Linked DNA regions of Mus musculus: region 2 is linked to region 1. Evidence: chromatin loops called from intact Hi-C (ENCODE). Cell type or tissue: gastrocnemius. All regions are shown on one strand.

Region 1 (5,000 bases):
TCAGGATAAACGTCAAAGGAAGCTTATCGTTGTGAGAATCATTTCTCAACACTGTTGGCAAGGAAACTCAATGAGTGTTTTGACATTATCATGGAACCATTCAGAGACCAGCATCTGAGAAGACAGAGAGATATCATCCAACACTCCAGAGTCAAGCCAAGATGAAAACTAAGTCAGTTCAACTCTGCACAACCATTAGTGAAGAAATGAGTTAGATCCATTCCTGGATGTGCCCTGAGAGGTAAGGAATTTCAAAGTGAGTAGACATTATTTCTGATGAATCTGGGCCTATCCCAGAAGAGTTGGAGCTGTTTCTTTGTCCTTGCCTCCTGAAGCAGCTAGTGAAGTGTCAACAACTCAGCATATATAAGGTGTTCTCTTTAAAGAAACTTTTAAGTTCAAGTTAGCACAACACACTGGGAAAATTCAGACCTAACAAGAGACTACATCCCTATCATTGACCCACTGAATATAGAATGCCTAAGAGACCCCAGTACTGAGTATCATTAAAATGAGCACAGTATACATGGGAGACTTCAGCTGCTTTCACTCTCCCCTCAGTCATAGTGTTAAACACTTGCTCAAATTGACTAGGGATAAATATATATTTATACACAAATGTATCATATTTATATATAATTTATAAATATATACTCTATCCTACACATATATATAATTTCAAATATTATAAATTATATAAATTTATATATTCTATCATATATATACATATATATACATAATGTGTATATATATATATATATATATATATATATATATATCTCAAGTTTCAGCCACCAAGCTACAGATTCAGAAATTCTTATACAAAAAAACAAATATGAAAAAATTCAAGGAAATTTAAGTCTTCCAAAAATCACTAATTGCATAGTAATAGACTCCTTTGAAAGTAACATAGAAAATCATGAAAAGAATTATGTGTATGTTTAAGGAACCCCCCAAAATAACTTCTTATAATAATCCTAAAAGAACACAAGTAGATGAATTATAAAAAGGAAGATAATACATAATATGAAATAGGAATTGAATAAAGAGGCCGAAATGTTTACGAATAACCAAACTAAATTGATAGAAATGGGGAAAAGTCAAAATATCAAAGTCTGTGGAAAGCTTCACCAAGAGAATGAATAAAGGAGAATGACAAAATATTTGAGCTCATAGTCAAGGTGGAGTAATTGGAACATTTCAACCAGAACAAAGATAAATTAATAAAACAATGTGATATTGAATAGCAAGATATTCAGGACACTGAAAAGATAAAATTTAAAAATAGGATAGAAGACACTGAGGAATTACTTTCTAACACATAGAAGATATCTTCAGTAAAATCACAGGGAAATTCTCCCTTACAAAGAAACGACTATCTTGAAACAGGAAGAATTAACAACATCAACCAAACAAGAAGGGAAAAAAACTCCCCCTTGTTATAGTAAGTAAAAAACTAAATATTTAACATGTTGAAAGTGGTAGAAGAGAACAAGTTATACATAAAGGTAGACCTGTCAGAATAACATCATATTTTACAACAGAAACTATAAACATCAGAGGGGATCGAAATGATGTTCTTCAAGTTTTGAATGACAACTACCAAATCTAACTATTATACCCAGTAAAAGTATCATGACTAAAGAACAAGCTAAAACTTTTCACAATAAAAACAGGCTTAAGGAATTCAAGATCACTTTGCAAGCTATACAGGATACTTTAAAAAATTTTCAGACAACAGAAAAAATAAAAACATTCTTATAACCACATGGTTGAACAAACCATTCCAAAATAAAAGTTAAGCATGGAGGGAAAAAAACCCAACAATGACAGGCACTAATATGCATCTTTCAATAATAACTCTAAATATTTATGGTCTTATTACTATTCAAATGACACAGAAGAGCAGTTTACATGAAAATTAATGATGTATCTACCCATGATTCCAATAAATGTACCATAAAATATAGACAAAAAGATGTAAATATACCCAAGCAAAATAATTGAGAAGCAAACAGAAATTGCTGTCCTAATAGCTGACCAAATTGACTTTACACAAATCTACTCAAAAGAGATAAAGAAACTTACTTCATACTGATAGGGGGAAAAAATCCATCATGAGCATATTATGATTCTAAACAAACACATGATATGAGCACCCTAATTTCATAGAATATATTCTCCTAGAGGTAAAAATAATCACTGACAAACCCAGTTTACAAAACTTTGAAACCCAAATTGCTCCTATCTAAAATAAAGGCATAGAAAAAATAGATCAGAATCTGAAGGAATAGCTGACCAGTGGGGTCAGTGGGGGATCCATCCCATGGATGGGTGCCAGTCTGTGTACTGTATTCACAGAGATCTCTGGCCTGGCAGGAGCATTCAAGCGATGGGATGAGGGTGCAAGCAGGGAGAGGAAAGTGCAACTACAGCTGCTTAAGATCCTGCTGTTGCTCAGGCTGCTACCATTGCCCCAAGACATTGCAAGGTGAAAAGCCAAGCTCCTGGCAGGGGCTATGCTACCAAGAGTAGCTTTCCACAGTGGAAGCTTCATAAGAGCTTTTACTACCCCAGGAACAGACACTCTCAGGCAATGGAATGATTCTTTTTTTTTTTTTTTTTTTTTTGTTTAAATTTGACTGTGTAATGGAATTTCTTGTTTTTCTTTTTTTTTTTTTCTTTTTTTTTTTTCTTATTTTTTTTTCCATTTTTTATTAGGTATTTCGCTCATTTACATTTGCAATGCTATACCAAAAGTCCCCCATAGCCACCCACCCCCTCTCCCCTACCCACCCACTCCCCTTTTATGGCCCTGGCGTTCCCCTGTACTGGGGCATATAAAGTTTGCGTGTCCAATGGGCCTCTCTTTCCAGTGATGGCCGACTAGGCCATCTTTTGATGCATATGCAGCTAGAGTCAAGAGCTCCGGGGTACTGGTTAGTTCATAATGTTGTTCCACCTATAGGGTTGCAGATCCCTTTAGCTTCTTTGGTACTTTCTCTAGCTCCTTCATTGGGGGCCATGTGATCCATCCAATAGCCGACTGTGAGCATCCACTTCTATGTTTGCTAGGCCCAGGCATACTCTGACAAGAGACAGCTATATCAGGGTCCTTTCAGCATAATCTTGCTAGTGTATGCAATGGTGTCAGCATTTGGAAGCTGATTATGGGATGGATCCCCGGATATGGTAGTGTCTACATGGTCCATCCTTTTATCTCAACTCCAAACTTTGTCTCTGTAACTCCTTCCAAGGGTGTTTTGCTCCCACTTCTAAGGAGGGGCATAGTGTTCACACTTCAGTCTTCATTTTTCTTGAGTTTCATGTGTTTAGGAAATTGTATCTTATATCTTGGGTATCTTAGGTTTTGGGCTAATATCCACTTATCAGTGAGTACATATTGTGTGAGTTCCTTTGTGAATGTGTTACCTCACTCAGGATGATGCCCTCCAGGTCCATCCATTTGGCCAGGAATTTCATAAATTCATTCTTTTTAATAGCTGAGTAGTACTCCATTGTGTAGATGTACCACATCTTCTGTATCCATTCCTCTGTTGAGGGGCATCTGGGTTCCTTCCAGCTTCTGGCTATTATAAATAAGGCTGCTATGAACATAGTGGAGCATGTGTCCTTCTTACCAGTTGGGGCATCTTCTGGATATATGCCCAGGAGAGGTATTGCTGGATCCTCCGGTAGTACTATATCCAGTTTTCTGAGGAACCGCCAGACTGATGTCCAGAGTGGTTGTACAAGCCTGCAATCCCACCAACAATGGAGGAGTGTTCCTCTTTCTCCACATCCACGCCAGCATCTGCTGTCACCTGAATTTTTGATCTTAGCCATTCTGACTGGTGTGAGGTGGAATCTCAGGGTTGTTTTGATTTGCATTTCCCTGATGATTAAGGATGTTGAGCATTTTTTCAGGTGCTTCTCTGCCATTCGGTATTCCTCAGGTGAGAATTCTTTGTTCAGTTCTGAGCCCCATTTTTTAATGGGGTTATTTGATTTTCTGAAGTCCACCTTCTTGAGTTCTTTATATATGTTGGATATTAGTCCCCTATCTGATTTAGGATAGGTAAAGATCCTTTCCCAATCTGTTGGTGGTCTTTTTGTCCTATTGACGGTGTCTTTTGCCTTGCAGAAACTTTGGAGTTTCATTAGGTCCCATTTGTCAATTCTCGATCTTACAGAGCAAGCCATTGCTGTTCTGTTCAGGAATCTTTCCCCTGTACCCATATCTTCAAGGCTTTTCCCCACTTTCTCCTCTATAAGTTTCAGTGTCTCTGGTTTTATGTGAAGTTCCTTGATCCACTTAGATTTGACCTTAGTACAAGGAGATAAGTATGGATCGATTCGCATTCTTCTACATGATAACAACCAGTTGTGCCAGCACCAATTGTTGAAAATGCTGTCTTTCTTCCACTGGATGGTTTTAGCTCCCTTGTCGAAGATCAAGTGACCATAGGTGTGTGGGTTCATTTCTGGGTCTTCAATTCTATTCCATTGGTCTACTTGCCTGTCTCTATACCAGTACCATGCAGTTTTTATCACAATTGCCCTGTAGTAAAGCTTTAGGTCAGGCATGGTGATTCCACCAGAGGTTCTTTTATCCTTGAGAAGAGTTTTTGCTATCCTAGGTTTTTTGTTATTCCAGATGAATTTGCAAATTGCTCCTTCTAATTCGTTGAAGAATTGAGTTGGAATTTTGATGGGGATTGCATTGAATCTGTAGATTGCTTTTGGCAAGATAGCCATTTTTACAATGTTGATCCTGCCAATCCATGAGCATGGGAGATCTTTCCATCTTCTGAGATCTTCTTTAATTTCTTTCTTCAGAGACTTGAAGTTTTTATCATACAGATCTTTTACTTCCTTAGTTAGAGTCACGCCGAGATATTTTATATTATTTGTGACTATTGAGAACGGTGTTGTTTCCCTAATTTCTTTCTCAGCCTGTTTATTCTTTGTGTAGAGAAAGGCCATTGACTTGTTTGAGT
Region 2 (5,000 bases), 49 kb before region 1:
AACAAAGAATTCTCACCTGAGGAATACCGAATGGCTGAGAAGCACCTGAAAAAATGTTCAGCATTCTTAATCATCAGAGAAATGCAAATCAAAACAATCCTGAGATTCCATCTCACACCAGTCAGAATGGCTAAGATCAAAAATTTAGGTGACAGCAGATGCTGGCGAGGATGTGGAGAAAGACCACTCTGTACAACCACTCTGGAAATCAGTCTGGCGGTTCCTCAGAAAATTGGACATAGTACTATCGGAGGATCCTGCAATACCTCTCCTGGGCATATATCCAGAAGATGTTCCAACTGGTAAGAAGGACACATGCTCCACTATGTTCATAGCAGCCTTATTTATAATAGCCAGAAGCTGGAAAGAACCCAGATGCCTCAACAGAGGAACGGATACAAAAAATGTGGTACATTTACATAATGGAGTATTACTCAGCTATAAAAAGGAATGAATTTATGAAATTCCTAGGCAAATGGTTGGACCCGGAGGGCATCATCCTGAGTGAGGTAACACAATCACAAAAGAACTCAAATGATATGTACTCACTGATAAGTGGATATTAGCCCAGAAACTTAGTATACCCGAGATATAAGATACAATTTGCAAAACACATGAAACTGAAGAAGAATGAAGACCAAAGTGTGGACACTTTGCCCCTTCTTAGAATTGGAAACAATCACCCATGGAAGGCGTTACAGAGACAAAGTTTGGAGCTGAGACAAAAGGATGGACCATCTAGAGACTGCCTTATCTAGGGATCCACCCCATAACTAGCCTCCAAACGATGACACCATTGCATATACTAGCAAGCTTTTGCTGAAATGACCCTGATATTAGCTCTCTCTTGTGAGACTATGCCGGGGCCTAGCAAACACAGAAGTGGATGCTCACAGTTAGCTATTGGATGGATCACAGGGCCCCCAATAGGGGAGCTAGAGAAAGTAACGAAGGAGCTAAAGAGATCTGCAACCCTGTAGGTGCAACAACATTATGAACTAACCAGTACCCCGGAGATCTTGACTCTAGCTGCATATGTATCAAAGGATGGCCTAGTCATCCATCACTGAAAAGAGAGGCCCATTGGACACACAAACTTTATATGCCCCAGTACAGGGGAACGCCAGGGCCAAAAAGTGGGAATGGGTGGGTAGGGGAGTGGGGGGAGGGTATGGGGGACTTTTGGGATAGGATTGGAAATGTAATTGAGGAAAATACGTAATAAAAAATATAAAAAAAACAAAACAAAAAAAAACCAACCAAACAAAATGAGCTCAGGGGAATGGAGACCACTACAAGATTTGAGGGCAATTAACAAAATCATTCAAGTCTGGGTATCTCCCCAAAGGGGATCACCCCACATCTCAGCCACTCATGCCAATGATCCTCTGTTAGCAATCGAGGTATAAGACTGCCTTTTTGCCATCTCTCTCTCTCCATCCCTAAGACTGTGAAAGCTTTTTTTCCTCAGTAACGCTAATTAGCAACTCCAGCCCAGCCTTAGGATATGAATAGGCTATCTGCCGAAAGGGAATGACTAACAGTGTAAGCACATGTCAGCAGATTATGGCCAATGTATGTAAGCCTTATTTAGAGTAAGGACTCAATATATACCAGTATATGTATGATATCTTAATACGAGGAGACTCTTTCACCTCCTCCTCCTCCTCTTCCTCTTTCTCCTCCTCCTCCTCCTCCTCTTTCTCCTCCTCCTCTTCCTCTTTCTCCTCCTCCTCCTCCTCCTCTTTCTCCTCCTCCTCTTCCTCCTCCTCCTCCTCCCAACTTATAGACCAGCCTATCTTAAAGACCTTACCTATCTGCCCTAGGATTCAAAATAGTCCCTCATAAAATTCAACTTATTCTGACCATTGAATTTTTAGGAACAGAGATATCCCATACCTCAATATGCTCCCTCAAATCCACCCTTTCTTTCCCTCAAAAATTAAGCCTTGATTCCTTCCAGAGCTCTTTGGGTAACTATAAGTGGCTTTGACCATGGCTTCCCTTTCCCACAAGTGTGCTTCCACTTCTCTTTAACCTCCTAAAAAGAGTTAAAAGGTCCTCCTTGCCCAGAACACTGTTCTGTGAAGCAATCCAAGCTCCACATTTCACCAATGGAAGCCTAAAAGATATGGCTCTTGCTAGCTATGACCCAACAATACTTATACAACTCCTTATCTTCAATTCCTCCTCCAGACTTGTGAGAGCCCTATACCAACCTCAGGGAGTGCTGGAATGGCTCCACACCCCAATTGGTGGCACACACCGATTTTTAAATGAAGTGGATGCACTCTCTATTATGATTAAAAATGGCAGAGACAGAGCCCTAGAAACCCTAGGAAAAGAACTGACATTCTTATCACCCCCTTCTCCCTTTCAAATATTCAATGGTTAATCAAAAATCACTTCTGTTTTGCTATCAGCTTAAAAGGATTCTCAGGACAAATTTACAAACATTAACCTGACGAAAAATGGGCCTCTGCCCTCCTTCATTTGTGATGGCTATCCCTCAAGCTATTCTCAAAAAAGCCCATAGTGGGAGCCCCTCAATATTTGCTGATGGGGAAAGAAGGAAGCTGCAGCAATAATATACTACTCCCCTGTGGATGAATTCCCTATTCTCTGATTCAGAGAGCTGCTCATCACTCCCCAATTAAAGAATTGTATGCTCTTTATCTCACTCTAAAAGAAGTCAAGGGCCCTTAAACTCTTTTCAGATAGTGTATATGTAGTCAATTTGCTCCCATGACTGTCAAGATCCTTTGTCAAGCTAGATGCCAACCCACTTTCCCTTTTACTTATGTAGATTTCCACCTTCCCACATGAAAGAGCCTCCCCCATGTACATCCAGCCTGTCAGATCTCACAGTCCCCTGCCAGGTCCACTATCTGAGGGAAATGCACTGACTGACAAACCTCATCAGGAATATTAATAGCCTCCACTGATCAAGCAGACCAATTCCATTTGCACACACACACAAATATAAAGGGGCTTCATGCCTGCTTTCCCCCACACCACCCTTGCTCAACTCCAAAGGATAACAAAAACATGCTCCTCTTGTGCATCCCTTATTGCCACCCCTGCTTTCCAAACGATGGGCACCAATTCCCAAGGCCTCAAATCCAAATCCTCATGGCAATTGATGTTACCCACACTCCCCAATTTGGTAGATAGAAATACATTTTTGTTACCATAGGTACATGCTCACGTATTATATGTGTTACAGCCCAAACATGTGAAAACTCAAAAAGGTTAATTCACCATATATGCTCTCCAACTTTGCCATCATGGGCTATGCCAACTAGCCCATAGCTGACCTACATGTCTCCCATGAGCTTGCTCCTACCTCCAGGTCAGTCTTTATCCATGTCAATACTCTTCAACAGGAAAATCAATCTCAGAAATACCTCCAAGCTACCCTTTACTAGCTACAATACATCCAATATCCTTCCTTTAACCACCTCTACCAACTCCTCCCAATGCTTTTTATGTTCTTCTCTCTCCCAACCAATATTAGCAGCTGTTGCCATTAACATTTTCCTTCATGAGTTTTATGGACCTTTACCCACAAGAAATCCCTCTTTTTGACCTACACCCCATAGTACCCTACTCAAAACTGGTTTTGGAGAATAACTCCTGCTAAGGTTATCTGGTGTTGAAGGGACTCAAGGCTGTCTGCAGTGGAGCCCATTGCCTAGTCAAGCTTATTCTGGAAGATGCTGATGAGATGTTGTGTTTGGAAAAGGGCTGCTCCAGCAGTTCCTGTCACACCCAGTGAGACAGATCCAGTCCAATGAGCAGAGAGATGAAGATCTCTTTCCCTTCCTTCAGCTTCCACCCATCTGCAAAGACAAATTCTTCATGTTTGTAGGGACAAACCTGAGGAACAGTTATCATGGGGTTGCAGCATCCTTGGGAGAGGGGGTTTAATACAGGCACCTGTAGTGCCTTTGCACCAGAGGAGAACAGGATGGTTAACACATACTGATTTAGTGATGGTGACATGTTAGATGGGATTTTGAGGAGGATCCAACAAGTGGAAGGAGATGGTAGGACATAGGTCAAATAGAAAATTGTCTTTTGTTTTCCTTGTGGGAAAGGGCCCATAGAACTCATGAAGAGAAATGTTAATGGCAACAGCTGCTAATAATGGTTGGCATAGGTCTCCCAAAAGTGTAGAGGAGGAATTGAAGATAAGGAGTTGTATAGGTATTGTTGGGTCGTACCTAGCAAGAGCCATATCTCTTAGGGTTGCATTGGTGAAATTTGGAGCTTGGATTGCTTCACAAGACAGTGTTCTTGGCAAGGACATTAAAGAGAAGTGGAAGAATATCTGTGGGAAGGGGAAGTCAAAGTCAAAGCCACTTATAAAATTGAGAGTTAATTTTTGAGAGAAAGAAAGGGTGGGTTTGAGGGGGCATATTGAGGTATGGGAGATCTCTGTTCCTAAAAATGCAATGGTCAGAATAAGTCGAATTTTATGAAGGACTATTTTGAATCCTAGGTCAGATAGAGAAGGTCTTTAAGATAGGCTGGTCTATAAGTTGGGAGAAGGAGGAGGTGAAAGAGTCTCCTCGTATTAAGATATCATACATATACTGGTATATATTGAGTCCTTTATCTAAATAAGGTTTACATACAGTGGCCACAGTCTGCTGACAAGTGCTTGCACTGTTCCATTTTCCAATGGAAATCTTTGCTGTGTCAGGGGCAAATTATCATATTGTCGTGCTCCTCTCAGAGACCCTGGCAGGCTAGTCTGCATTCAGAAGTCATACCTTCCCATACAGTGGTTTTAAGGAAAAGATCTCTGGTTGTAGGGTTGGGGATTTTTCCTTCTAGGCTCATTCTAGTTCTGAGAATAAAATCAGCTAGGAGTTCTCTTGGCATCTGACAGAAAAAGGTCAGGGAGAGAGGTGGGGTCTTCTGAACCTGGAGGCAGGGTAAGCCTGCCCCAAGCTTGGGTTGCACAGATTTGGACCTGTTCATAATACCCTGCT

The links. A loop is a pair of places that touch in the nucleus more often than their neighbours do. Peaks named below come from ENCODE experiments on the same cell type or tissue, not always from the same donor. Only the 100,000 strongest peaks of a DNase experiment are listed, where the experiment ranks them.
Region 2: a loop joins it to region 1, with 8 times the contacts of the local background. A loop is called at or near these places in 22 of 42 quality-filtered maps.

What each region holds. Positions count from the first base shown.
Region 1 is chr4:144,605,435-144,610,434 of GRCm38, reverse strand. No RefSeq gene overlaps it. Among named protein-coding and RNA genes, the nearest start is that of Aadacl4, 5.8 kb to the left of the region's middle. In gastrocnemius, no CTCF peak of the experiment used is centred here; a DNase peak (open chromatin) is centred at 2,331.
Region 2 is chr4:144,654,873-144,659,872 of GRCm38, reverse strand. No RefSeq gene overlaps it. Among named protein-coding and RNA genes, the nearest start is that of Aadacl4fm4, 29 kb to the left of the region's middle. In gastrocnemius, no CTCF peak of the experiment used is centred here; no DNase peak of the experiment used is centred here.